Regions from separate parts of the Homo sapiens genome. Here region 1 is linked to region 2. The links are chromatin contacts, found by Hi-C in ENCODE. All regions are on one chromosome and are shown on one strand. The core of a region is the stretch at or near the end of the contact, and the rest is flanking DNA. Distances in the headings are between cores, read along the strand shown.

Evidence for each region. Hi-C counts contacts between places; a loop is a spot of excess contacts on that map. Pooled maps may share reads with other maps.
Region 1: a pooled map shows a loop between it and region 2 (12-fold over the local background). The contact joins two enhancer-like sites. A Hi-C loop is called at or near these places in 2 of 168 maps with a recorded cell type or tissue (both naive thymus-derived CD4-positive, alpha-beta T cell), 1 of 37 single-sample maps with no recorded cell type and 9 of 50 pooled maps.

The regions. Positions count from the first base shown.
Region 1 is chr3:129,011,543-129,018,391 of GRCh38, reverse strand. All of the region lies in intron 2 of EFCC1 (EF-hand and coiled-coil domain containing 1), which reads right to left. It also overlaps a transcript of CFAP92 not described here. Among named protein-coding and RNA genes, the nearest start is that of EFCC1, 14 kb to the right of the region's middle. RefSeq lists a silencer at 1,126-1,285 and enhancers at 887-1,388, 2,066-2,115, 2,136-2,245, 1,959-2,466. Within about 2 kb of position 2,536, at least 23 of the 41 ENCODE cell types and tissues checked have a DNase peak (open chromatin) inside an H3K27ac peak, as active enhancers do.
Region 2 is chr3:128,615,207-128,621,899 of GRCh38, reverse strand. It overlaps RPN1 (ribophorin I), which reads left to right. Exons shown (of 10, transcript NM_002950.4): 10 at 1,307-1,931. The coding sequence ends at 1,489. Among named protein-coding and RNA genes, the nearest start is that of RPN1, 32 kb to the left of the region's middle. RefSeq lists enhancers at 3,721-3,770, 3,486-3,997, 3,791-4,080. Within about 2 kb of position 4,184, at least 32 of the 41 ENCODE cell types and tissues checked have a DNase peak (open chromatin) inside an H3K27ac peak, as active enhancers do.

The DNA.
Region 1 (6,849 bases), core at 1,287-3,786, 400 kb before region 2:
ATCCCTTTTTTAGTTTTTTCCTAGCCATTTAAAAATGTAAAAACTATTCTTAGTTTGTGGATTGTATAAAAATAAGGGTGGAGCTGGACTGGCCCACAGGCTGTAGTTTGCTAACCCCGGATTTAACTGATGACTTCTGCTCCCTATGGAGACAATTTGTCTCCCTATGGAGGCAAACATGTTTAATGAGCCTGGAGAACTGAGGTCTCATCTTTACTCCCAAGGCCAGCCAGCACCTCTGGATTTCCTAAGATAACTAATCCTATTAGGTTATAGAATAATTGAAACCAAGCATCTGGCTGGGGATAAAAAGACCACCCTGAGGGGCACAGGGACCCTCTTGTATGGCCAGGACTGCATACTATATGGTAGCCAGGAGGGAGGGCTGTTATTTTCTTGCTTCAATGAGCAGCATTGATTTCTGTTGTTTGCAGCCATAACTTCCTGGCTGGTACAGCCTTGAGGAACTCACTTCACTTCTCTGAGGTTAACTTTCTTTCCAGTGAAATGTCTGCCTCACGGGGGTGGGCAGAATGTCTAGGAATGGGCCCCCAAGTTCCACACCCTAATTCTCAAAGCCTGTGAGTGAAGTGAGCCTGTCACTCAGAGATGGCATGATGTTCTGTGGCACAGCTGACCAGAAGACGGGATTATCCCTGTCTAATCACACAAGTCCCTTGAAATGCAGATAGCTTTCTGGGCTGGTGTAGAAGAGGCTGTGAGAGAGATGTGAAGTGTGAGAAGGACATGGGGCAGGTCGTTGCTGGCTGGAAGATGAAAGCAATGTGGGTGAAGGAATGCAGAGAGCAACCCCAGCTGACAGCCGGCAAGGAAATAGGGCCTCGGTCCCACGGCCAAAAGGAGCTGGATTCTGCCAACACTGGAACGGGCTTTCCCAGGGGGTCCAGACCCGGCCAAGGGTGCCTTGCTTTCGGCCTTGTGCGAGCTTGTGCAGAGAAGCCCGCCACGCCCGCCTGGACTTCCGGCCTACGGAATTATGAGGTCACAGGTGGGTGTTGTTTCAAGTCACTAAGAGTGTGGTGATCGGCTATGGTTGTGATAGAAACCAAATTCAGCCATCCAAACAACCACACCCCATCTGCTGTCAGCTCAACCCCGACTGTGGCCTTGTGCTCCCAGAGAGACTTGACTGGCCTGAGCCAATCATGAAGCCGCCTTCACGAAGCCTCAATCATGAAGCTTCCTTCAGATTGGTTTAGAAACAGGCATGTGATGCAATTCTGGCCAAAGAGAGGTGAGGGGAAGTCTGCCAGGAGGACCCGTGGATATGGCAGTGATGCCTGAGGCCATGGCAGCTCTCTTGCAACCATGAGGGGTCCTTGCTGACAGGCCAAAATGACAAGCTGAGGAAAACAGAGTGGAAGATGAATCAGGTCCTTGAAAACTTTACTGAACTGCCAAGGAACTGCTCTCCCCTGGACTTCTCACATGAGATAATAAATGTCCTTGTGGTTTAAGCCATTCTGAGTTGGGTTTTATGTTCTTGCAGCATAAAGCATCATCACTGATAAACCACTCACAGCACTGCTTGGGAGTGCAATAAGGTTGTACAGATAAAGTCCTTAGTGCAGTGCCTAACACCCAGTGAGTGCTCAAAAATGTTAGCTTTTGTTCCTTAATCAGTTCCGCCCCCTCCTGCCTCAGGCCCTGTACGAGTCAGGGTTTGACCAGAGAAGTGGGGCCAGTGTGTGGAATCCATCTACAGCCATGCCTGCAGCTGTAGCTCTGTCTCCAGGGCTTTATGACAAGCAGGTGGCCTGTGTGATCACGGGGGCTGGCTAAATGAGTCTGGAATCCACAGAAGGGAAGCTGGCAGGCAGGTGGAGCTCACGGGCACGGCTTATGGGCTTCCCCAGAGGCTCTAGACACGGGCGTGCCCATGAGCTCCACCTGCCTGCCAGCTTCCCTTTTGTGGACTTCAGGCTTGCTTAGCCAGCCCCCACAATCACACAGCCCACTTCCTTGTCATAAAGTCCTTCAGAAAGAGCTACAGCTTGTAGGCCTGGCTGTAGATGGATTCCACACCCTTCTGTCCACAGGTGGAACTTCTCTTTCACACAGAAGCCTGTTTGGCTCTTGAAGCCCACCCAGACCAGCCAGGATAATGTCCCTTACCTAAAGTCAACTGATGACAGACTTTAATCCATATGCAGAATACCTGTACAGCAACTGTAGCTTAGTGTTTGACCGGTTAACTTGCTGTAACCAAGGGAGCGGTCAAGGCATCACATCAAAGCCAGGGGGACGCATCAAAAGCCCATTACACCGCCTGGGCTCAGTTTATTCTGGAATAGATGAAAAATGTCACTGCTGTCTTTTTCTCTCTGCTTCCTATGCTCTGAGCCGCTCAGTGACTCAGCAAGTCTCAGGAAGCTGCAGAGCTGACAGGTCCCTCAGAACCCAGCCAGGCTACTTTGGGCCATCAGGCCACGGCCACGCTGCAGCACCTACTCTGGGAGGTCCTGGAGGTTCGCACACAGCGGCTTCCTTTGCTGCATGGCGTTTCCTGAGTGAAGCAGCCTTACAGGAAACAGAGAGCAACATGTGAAAACAAGAGAACAACAGCAGGAAGAACAGCTTGGGGTAGGGGGGCGGGATGCAGCAGAGGAAGGGCGGAAAATAAATCACAAGGGGTGGGGGGACAGTCCTCAGGGGTCCTCTGTGACTCCTCTCTGGTCCCTACCTGAATTCGGGAACCCCCCCAACTTTACTGAGCAGGGGATGGCGGTGGGAAGGGTGCAACAGGAGTGTGCGAGCAGACACGGACACTCAGCTCTCGGGGGCGCCGTGCAGGGTGTCAGCCTGGGCTGGGTGACTTCTAAGGCCCTGCCAGCCCAAGCTGCTGACTTGGTTCTTTAATTCACCGAAGGATGAAGTATTGAGCCAGCCACTGTCCTTAGCAATGGCATGGCCCCTGACCTCACAGAGCTTACCCCGCAACCTCCCCCCCCGAAGGAGCAGACCTCAATGAAGTCATCACAAAAATACATGAAGGACAGAAAAGTCCAGGGGCCGTGAAAGACGTTAGGAAGAGGCTGTAGATGGAGGTGGGGCCTCCCTAAAGAGTTGGGGTCTGGCAAGACCTGAAGGGTGAATGTGGATTGGTCAGGAGTAGGCTTGGGGATGGTGGAGGGAGCCGTATGCCCAAAGGGCCTGAGAAGGGGAGCCCTGGAGGGTCAGTGTGGCTGCAGGAGAGGATGGGAAAGGGCCTGGTCACTCACAGTCATGATGGTCACCAGAGGAGGTCACAGGAGAGTTGTGAGTGGGCGAGCCCGAGGTGGGATCTGGGTGTTGAAAAGATTAACCTGATGCTGTGTGGTCCGTGGTTCTGATGGAGCTGGGACACCAGTCAGGAGGCTAGGACAGCTGTCCAGGAGTGGTGCTGGGGCTGGGCTGGGTGGTGGGTGCGACTGGAGAGTAGCAGGTGGGTCTGAGCCACTTGGAGCTGAGACTTAGCAGGACTCCGTGTGTACAGGTGAGGAGGGCTCTTCACCTGCTCCTCCTCACTGGCCCCTCCTCACTGGCCCCTCGGCATCCAGGCTGGCTCCAACCTGCTCGTCCCCGTGCAGGCAGTGCAGACAAGCCAAGCTTGTGCCCAGCCCTGTGATTTTGCTATGGGAGTCACCTCCGCCCTGGATCACACAAGTCATGGCCCCACCTTGCCACTCAGGCCTCAATTCCAGGGTCACATCTCAGAGAAGTCTCCTGTGATGGGCTGGTTGTGTCTCCCCAATTCATATGTTGATGTCCAGACCCCCAGAGCTCCTCATAATGTGATCTTATTTGGCGATGGGACCTTTAATGAGGTAATCAAGTTAAAATGAGGTCTTTAGGGTGGGCCCTAATCCAGTCTGACTGGTGTCCTTCTAAGAAGAGGGGATTAGGACAGAAATACACACAGAAGGAAGACCACGCGAGGATACAGGGAGAAGGCGGCCCTGGCTGCCAGCCCAGGAGAGAGGCCGCAGGAGAAGCCAACGCTGCGACACCGCACTCTGGTCAGCCTCCACAGCTGTGGGAGACAAATGCCTGTTGTTGAAGCTCCTGGTCTGTGGGGCTTGTCACAGCAGCCCGAGCTGACTCACACTCCCTGACCCTCCCCTCGTCCACCCGCTTAGTTACTGGTGGTCAACAGCGTAACGCACTGAGAGTTGGTCCACGAGGGCAGGGTCTCTGCCTCTTCCCAGCTGCCTCCCTCATGCCCAGGACAGCATGGGCCCTCTCTAGGCACTTGACAGAATTTGGTTGAATGAAGAAAAGCCAATGGTTATTTCTGACAGAAAATCATGAAGAGGCAAAATGAAGAGCCTGAAGACTCTGTCTGCCCCTTCCTGGGTCTCTGACTTTGGGTGGCTCCAGGCTTCTCCAGTCACCTCGGTCCTCTCCGGAAAAGCCCCCACCCCCAACTCAGAGCACATTCTGACAGTCGCTCCTGCCCCTGCCTAGTCACAAAGAAGCCACGGCCCTTCCTTGGCCAGGTCCTCTGCCCGGCTCAGGGGGACTGGGTGCCATCATTGCCCACAAGTAGCCCCCCATCCAGCCCCCTGACTACTGTTCTTTGGAGAACAGACTCCTCCATTTCTCTTGGCCCATGTGTCGGGCAGGGCCAATGGCGGGAATGTTTTAGCCAGGTCTAGCTAATCAGAGTGGCAGTGATTGGTCCAGAGTACTCACATGACCCTAGGCTGGCCAGTCAGCATGCTCCATTTCCCTGGTACCAGTGACTGGTTCCAGGATGGGTGTGGCCTATGTTGGAACTACTGGGAAAGAGAAAGTGTTTCTGATGGGGGTGATTGGGAGGATAGGAGCTAATCCTGATGATGATGGTAGCTGTCTTGCTACCTTATGGGAAGAATGTCTGAAATCAGAGCCAACTAGGAGAAAGACAAGATAAAGGATAGAAAGAAAGAGATTCCAGGTAGCATGACTTGAGCTCCTGGATCTAGCCATGCCTGAAGCTATATACGCTTGAGATTTTTAGTTGATAAATAAGTGCCGTTCCTACTTTTCTTTTGGCCTAAGGCAGTGAGAGTGCTTTTAGTCATTAGCAACTAAAAAATCCAATATAATATAGAACCCTCTCCATCCAAAGGAAGCATACTTTTATTTTTTGTCATTTTTTTCTACACAAGACCACTTTGACTGTCTATATCCAAGGCTGTACCGTCAAAACAATCTGGCGATCATGATGCCCACCCCCTTGTGTCCTCCAGAGCTCACCCGGCTTGGGTCTGCAGAACCATGTATACTACCCCTGACTTAGGCCAGGTCATGTGAAAGTCCTGACACTGGCACGTCTGGAGCTACAGGACAAGCCAGGCCTCCACCCAGGAACTGGCCTCTTCTTCCAATGTCTCCTTGTGGGTAAATAGCATATCCTTATGTGAGAAGAGATTCTCTCTTTGGATGAGACCACCTTAAATAAAGAAAACCATCCATGCGCCAGGCCCTTTGACTTTCTGGAAAACTGCTACACTACATAAAAAAATGCCCAATGCCCGCTCTTCCACCTTCTCTGTGCCTGGTGCTGAGCTGTAGCCTTTATGTTTCTTGAATTTTCACTTCTAAGGGGAAGTTCATGAGGTGGACATTGATTGTTTTCTGTCTAACCTGCATCCTTTTCTGTCTCCTGGTAACAGCACCAACCTTCGTTTTGGGAGTTGTCCCACTTCTATGGCCACCCAACTCTTGGCCCACTTCAGGGTTGAGCGTGTGCCCTGGTCCGGGCCAACAGGACTATCCTAGTAGCCTGGTCCTGGTCTCGGCCTGGAGGTGGGGCTGTGACCCAGGCTGGGCCAATCCACGTTCTTTCCTAGGACTTTATCTACAGGTGCTGGGAAGCAGAATGTTGGGTCACAGAATTTGGAAAGTCATGAATCTGGGGTCCCTGCAGCCATGTTCCCAGCTATGTGGAGCAGGAGCGAGTAGAACCAGGCAGGGACAAGCAGAGATACAGGTGGATGGAGAGTGCTGGAGGCACAGGGGTCGAAAGCTCATCCGAGGAGTGTGTAGCAAATGCAGGCACACCCCAGGACCAGCTGACAATGACATTTAAGGAGGGCTTATTATGTGCCAGGCATCATTCTAAATGCTTTCTATTATCTCATTAGATTCTTACCCTGTGCGGTAGGTACTAAAACTAACCTATTCTCCAGATGAGAAAACTGAGGCACAAGCAAGTTGAGCTGAAGCTTCCTAAGAAGCATCAAGACACCAAAGAAAATGTGCAACATACATAGGTTAGCAGATGAGGCAGGTCATGGCCAAGGGTGACTGGTCTGGCACTTCAGGCCACCCCATGTCCTTTGTGGCTGCCTCAGGCCTGAAAAGGCTGAAGCTTATTTCCAACCCACCTGTGGGAAGTAGCAGAAAGAGCTACAGACTCGTGGACTGAATCCAGCCTGGCTGTGCCCCTGATTTACTGGGTGAGCCTGGGCAGATTACCATCCCTGTCTAGGCTCCTTCCTTCTCTGAAGGATGCATTTATTGCACATATTAGCTTGTGCAGTCAAGGCCCCTCTCTCTGGGAGGGGTGCAAAGCCTCAGGCTCGAGAGAGGGTATATCTCTGAGCTGTCAGCCCAAAGTGTGGGCCCAGGCTCTGTCCTCCGAGAAGTGCAGCTGGGGGCATGTATTTGAATGAGGGCAGGTTTCTCTGGGGACACCACTGATCAGCCACCTCGACAGAGAGCCCACGGCTCCTCCTCCTCTGCCTCCTTGCTTTTCAAGGCCTGCCCCTTTGTGATCCTGCCCTGGACAGGGCTTGCTTTTCTGGATAGACAAGAATGAGTGTCCCTGCTTCATTCTTTTTTTTTTTTTTTTGAGACGGA
Region 2 (6,693 bases), core at 2,935-5,434:
CCTCTCCTGGAGGCCAGACTGTTCTAGGTCCCAGGCTGCTTATGTTGTGGTAAAATGAACCTAGACTTTAGAATCAATAGGTTTGAATCCAGGCTCTGATTCAGAGTTTGTAAACCTGGCCAAGTCACCTAACTTCTGTGCCTCAGTTTCCTCATCTATAAAATGGGAATGCTGTTAGCCCCTCATAGGGGTTCTGAGTGTGAAATGAGTTAATGCATGCAAAATATTCAGAACCCTGTCCTGATACAAGCTATGTAAAGGAGTTATCTGTAAATGAGGACAGTAACCTTTTCGCAGAGGTGCCCCTCAGAGTCACTGACTCCCCTGTCCACTCCCTGGCATTCCCTCTCCTCACTCTGTGTGAATTTCCTCATAGCACCTACCACTTTTTTTGTTGTTTGTTTTTGAGACAGGGTTTCACTCTGTCGCCCATGCTGGAGTGTAGTGGCGCAATCTCTGCTCACTGCAAGCCCCACCTCCAGGCTCAAGCGATCCTTCCACCTCAAGTAGCTGGGATCACAGGTGCACACCACCATGCCTGGCTAATTTTTTGTAGAGATGGGGTTTCGCCATGTTGCCCAGGCTGGTCTTGAACTCCTGAGCCCAAGTGTTCTGCCTGCCTTGGCCTCCAAAGTACTGGAATTACAGATGTGAGCCACCGTGTCTGGCCCACGCCTACCACTTTCTGAAACGATTTATTCTTCTACTTAAGTGTTAATTATATGTCAGCATCTGTGGACAAGATCCCTTATCTGTCCTTAGTGCTGTTTTCTGGAACCTAGAATTGTGCCGCGCGCCATGGCTCACTAAACATTTGTTGAATGTTGAATGAATGTGACTATACCAGTCCTCAATGTGACGTACAGTAGGTGACAATGCCTGTCACCCCCCCTTCCCTTGCCATTGATCTTTTGCCTAATTGAATCCCTGGAACTGATTTGACAAGCTGCAAGGAGAGAAGTGATGTTCATAGAGGAGCTGCTATGTGCCAGGGGCATGATAGGTGCTGCCAAGTAGTTTCATACTCAGTCCTCAGAGTCCTAGAATGGAGATGAGGCCCAGGGATGGTGCAGGGCTTGTTCACAAGGGCGTAAGAACGGGGCTTGTGGGTGGTGAAGTTGGCATTTGAAGCCAGGCCTATCTTCCTCCATAGCCAGCCCTGCTGCCCTGGGACACTGTGCTGTTGGCTGCATTTGTGGCTGATACCTGTGGAGCTCTGGGGTCTGTAGGCCTGGGAGATGGTGGGGCCTGCTGAGTGGGGTGGGAGGACAGCTCACAAGTCCTGCCCTGCTCTTGCCTCGGCCAGGTGAGCGAAATGCAGAAGCTGGATGCACAGGTCAAGGAGCTGGTGCTGAAGTCGGCGGTGGAGGCTGAGCGCCTGGTGGCTGGCAAGCTCAAGAAAGACACGTACATTGAGAATGAGAAGCTCATCTCAGGAAAGCGCCAGGAGCTGGTCACCAAGATCGACCACATCCTGGATGCCCTGTAGCCCCTGCCCGCATCCTCCAGGGGGCCCAGGGTGCCTGCACTTTGCTGTGGCAGGCAGATTGGGTGGTAGTGGGAGGTTGTGCATGGAGGCCAGTGAAAGCTGACATCTGTAAAAGGCCTTCAAGGAAGAGAAACCAGGCCCTGCGTCAGGCAGTGTGAGTTTGCCGTTTGTCCTTAACTTTCTTTTTTTTTTTTTTTAAAAAAAGAAAACTTTAAAAAAACTCCCATTAAAAACAAAACATCTTTGTGTTTTGAACAAAGGAATTTTCAATATTTGATTGGTATTCTGTTCTGAAGTCTAAGATATTTTTCAGCCTATAAAGCCCCCTGTTTTATGCCCTTCTAATTCTGATGTTTGGGTATTGTGTGAGTGCATGTGTTTTTTTTTTTTTTTTTAAAGCGTGTGTGAACAAATGGAAATAAAGCAGGGACTGTGAACATTTGTTTTTGGTCTGTTGAAGATCTCTCATAATTTAATTCTTAATTTTGGGAATAGTGCTTTTATCAAGTGCTTTTTATTCATTAAATAATGGATTTGCTTCTCAGCAGGTTTGCAAGGCAAGCATTTACATTTTACATATTAGAACACTGAGTTATTCTAGTACCAGAGTGTTGAAAGTGGTGCCAGAGTGTTGAAAGAGTTGACGTGGCTTATGTCACAGAATGGAGTAGTGGAGTGAGGCCTCCATTTTTGTAGTTTTTGCATCCTTCCTGTGAGTCATGTTTTACTCAGCATCAAGGAAACAGTGATGAGCAAAGCAGAGATGGTTCCTCTCAAGAGGCAAGGGATTGAAAGGTCATGTGGGGAATCGACAGTGCCAGTGAGTGCCAGGCTTTCTGCCCCTCTTTCCTCTCTGCAGGAGTTCGCTCCCTGTCTCCACCTAATGAATTCCTGCTCAGCCTCAGGATGTGTTACTTAAGGTTACTGTGTCAGGGAGCCATCCGTGGCCTGCCACACTCAGTCAAGTCCTGTGGTACCCTCTCGTTTTCCTTTGTACCTCTTCTCCACCTCATATACCACGGTTGGAATGTGTGTGATTACTGAACTAGCTTCAATAGGGCAGGGGTTTTGTCTTTTATGCTCATCTTTATGTTAACAGCTAGGTGTTCAGACCAATCTATGACACGTAGTTGGGTTATTGAATGTTTGCATGAGTGGCTTACAAACAGCTTAAATATTGGCAGGTGGGTTGAGGGATTACTGGGGAAGTCTGTAGAAGACCAGTTGTGAGGAACTGATGCTGAATTCTGTTTCAGACATGGCAAAATGGAGGTGCTCGGGACATCCAAGTGGGAGTGTCCCTGGGCAGGTGGATATTCAGGCCTGGAATTATAAGGTCTGGTGTGCAAGTGGTAAATGTGGGGCTGCCGGGCCTAGACATGGTTATGGAAAAGGTGAGAAGGAGGCTGTGGGAGGGGACAGTGCCTAGGAAGGGTATAGAATAAGAAGAGATCCAGAACTGAATATTAAGACGACAAAGTAATAGTGGCCACCTGGGTTGACAAAGACCAGGACTCTCCTTACCTGGGACGAGAAAGACCAGGACTGTGGTGTCATGAAGCCAAGTGGAAAAATGTTTCCAGGAGTGAACCATCTGAGGCTGAAGAGACCGAGCAGTGCCTTTTGGCTGTAGGAGTGGATCACTGAAGCCTTTTACCCATTGGTGACTTGAGAACTGTGTTGGTGTGGGGATGGGAATTGGACGGAAGTGAGACTTAACTTTGAGTCCTGACAAAGCATTTCGCAAACAGGCTGGGAAAGGGATGAGTGAGGGCCTTCAGGAGGCTGTGCTGCTTGAATGTTCTACTCTAAGGTTGGGGACACCAAGTGTGTTGAATGCCATTGGGAAAGATCCAGTTGAAAATGAGAAGTTGAACATAGGGATTAGGAGATTGTGCAGGGGGAAAATGGGGGATCCAAGGACAGTGGAAGGATGGGAGGAGCAAGAAGGAAGACCCTCCAGAGTCGTGCTCTGCAGTCGGATCCCTGGATGGAAATCCCAGGCCTGCCGCTCTCTGTGACCTCAGGCAAGTCTTTCCGTGCAAAATGGAGTAGGGCTGTTACCTGCTTCCTAGGATGGCTGTGTGGGTCACATGCTGTCATAATGCAAGGTGGCGTATAGCAAATGCTTGTTAAACAGCGACGGTCTCGCCGAGCTCTGGCCTGAGCCGGGGGCAGAGGGTTGGTCCTGTCCTGGGGGTTGGAAGCCGTGGAGGCCACGTTTAATCAGTGTTCACAGTGGTGTGCCCGTGGACCTGGCCTCACGCACGCCCGGCCTTGGGAGCCCCTGCGGGAGGGTGCATACCCTGACCTGCCCGAGAGGCGTCTGCCGCAGCCCCTGCTTCCCCTAGGGAACCCCCGGGCGGCTGTGCCTCACGGAGGGGCCCTGCTTTACCGCGGCTGCATACCACCTCGGGCCATTTGGTCAGCTGCTTCACCAGCTCTCTTCATCCTCTTACTCTCCCTGAATCTTTTTCTTCGTTTTTTGGAGCAGTCAGAAAGCTTGGCCGAAATCAAGATAACTCGCTGGGCCCGCGTGCAGATTGGTGGGCGCCCTCTGCTGGGCCGGCGGGCCTCTCGCAGGCCTGAGGAGCGAGCTGCGCCTGCGCCCTGGTGTCCCTTCGTAACACTGCGGCACGTCACGAGGCGGGCACCGGGGAGTATGGGCGAAATCGCAGGCGCAGACGGCGGGCTCGGGCTAGAAAAGTCGCGCATGCGTGGGGCTAATTTAAAGGCGGCGCGGCTCCAACAGAACCAAAGCCAATTCTCCGGCTGTGGCGCCACCTACGGGTGTGGGCTCGTAAACGGCCTCCTCTGGCCGGACTAGGACTGGGTCTGGGGTCGGCGGGCTCAGGACCACTGGGCTGCTGAGGGGCTTAGCCATGGGGACCTGGGCTCTCAGCTGCCCTGGAAAGCCACAGGGCTAGCTGGGCTGGCCAAGGCCGGTGGCTCCCCCAGCATCCTGTGGTGGGTGCATCCCTGGGCCCAGTGGGGCATCCGGTGCTGCCCTCCCCACCTACGGGCTTACATCCTTTGGTTGCTGGGACAGAGCGCCCTACGCCACGCGCAGCCCTGCGCTTCCCTGATCCTCGGTTTCCCCAGTAGTAAACAGGGCCTCAGTTTCCCCCTTGTAAATCTCAGGGAGGAGGTGAAGTGGGGCCCTAGGTGTAAAGCCAGGTTCAGGCTGGGCATCCCTTGGCGCAAGGTGACATGCCCCAGACACCTGACACCTCTCAGTCTCAGACCCAGCGTACTTTCTCTGTGGCCCTCATGTGGCCGTATAGGAGTGGCCCACCCACTCCCACTCCCATTCAGATCCCCAGGCCACAGTGCCTTTTGTCCAGCCTTGGCCAAGATGCCTGACCCTAGTGGCCTGGCCCTGGCTGCTTCCATGGCTGCAGCTTTGGGATGTCCCTGTAGTCATAGGTGGCCTCATGGCAGTCCCCCAGCCTTGAACCTGGACCCTGGCTCAGGGAGGGGAAAACACGGCTGAAGAAGGGCTGGGTGTCACTTTCTCTCTTCCATTTGTCTTGGAGGCTGTCATGGGAGAAAACCCCAAAGGACCCAGTGCGCCCTCACAGTTTCACCACAAGTATCCTGACCGGGCGTCTGGTGCCGAGCTGATAGTGCAGGCCCCGGCCGCAGCCCCGCCGGAAGCCCATGCTGCCAGCGGTTGGGGGCCGCAGGCTCAGACAGGAAATGCCCCCGAGTGTACCCCAGGGCCCTCTGCAAAGGCCTGATGCTTTGGATGAGGCCTGGCGCCATTTTGAAGCTGGGCCTGACTCTGGGACTCTGGCCTGGTTCTGGGGCTGGTGGCCTGGGATCTGGGGACTGCTTTGTCACCTGCCTGGGCAGGTGTGGGAGATGACAGGGAGGGAAGAGAGAACCTTCAAACTGGGCTAGACCTGAAGCGAAAGCTGAATGATGCAGCCTGTCCCCTACCATGGCCAACCCCTTCATGGTGCCCCCAGCCCAGCCCTTTAGGGTCTCAGCTTCCATCAGGCCCTTAGTTCCATATGTGGTGTGACAGGCCCAGGACTAAATGCAGGGGACACAGAAGGGAGCAGACAGCAGAAGTGCTGGGCATCAGGAAAGGCAAGTCAGAAGGTAGGGCCATCAGGAGGGTCCATCGCAGCATCTGAAGGATTTGCTTGTGGGGGTTGGTGGGGAGGGAGGAGCCCAGACTCCTTTTTTGACTTCCACTCAGGGGATAGAATCCAGAAAGATTTAAGACGAGTGTCTCAGTCTGTTAAGGCTGCTATAACAAAATACCATAGACTGGGTAGCTATAAATAGAAATTTGCTTCTTACAGTTCTGGAGGCTGGGAAGTCCAAGATCAAGGCACCGGCAGATTTGGTGTTGAGAGGTCCTGCTGCTTGGTTCAAAGATAGCACCTTCTCGTGTCCTCACATGGTGGCAGAGATGAGGGAACTCTCGGATGTATCTTATAAGGGCACTAATGTCCATTCATGAAGGCTCTACCCTCATGGCCTAATCACCTCACAAAGGTGCCACCCTCTAATGCTTCACATTGGGGGTTAGGTTTCAACATAAGAATTCTGGGGGGATGCAGACATTCAGTCTGTAGCAGTGGGAAGGACAGGAGCCTGTTCAAATGCTGATGGGAAGGAAGGAGGTAACAGGGACATAAAGGCTGAAGATCCAGGAGAGAAGGGGCCAGTGAATAGATCCCAGTAGAGCAGGATTGGGTGGGATTGAGGGCTTAAGGCAGTGATCTCATGGGAGAGCCCTGAGAGACTGTGCCTTCATTAGCACTGAGGAGATCAGCAAAGACCTGTTCAAGCTTCGCCTCCTGGGCAGCCTTCCCTATTCTCCAGGTGGGCTGAGATGTCCCTACCTTACACTACTGGACACTGCTTTCTGAAGTGGAATGGACTGTTTGCCTCCCTACACTGGGTGCTCTATTTCAGCAGAGTTTAAACAGAGGCAGCACATCCATTCATTCAACAAATATCTTCAACTGAGTGCAGTGGACTTTATAAATGTCCTCCCAACACTTTGGGAGGCTGAGTTGGGAGGATCATTTGAACCCAGGAGGTTGAGGCTGCAGTGAGCTATGATCACACCACTGCACTCCAGCCTGGGTGACAGAGAGAAACCCTGTCTTGAAAACAAAAACAATTTTTGTATTTTTTGTAGAGACGGGGTTTTGCTGTGTTGCTCAGGCTGGTCTCAAACTCCT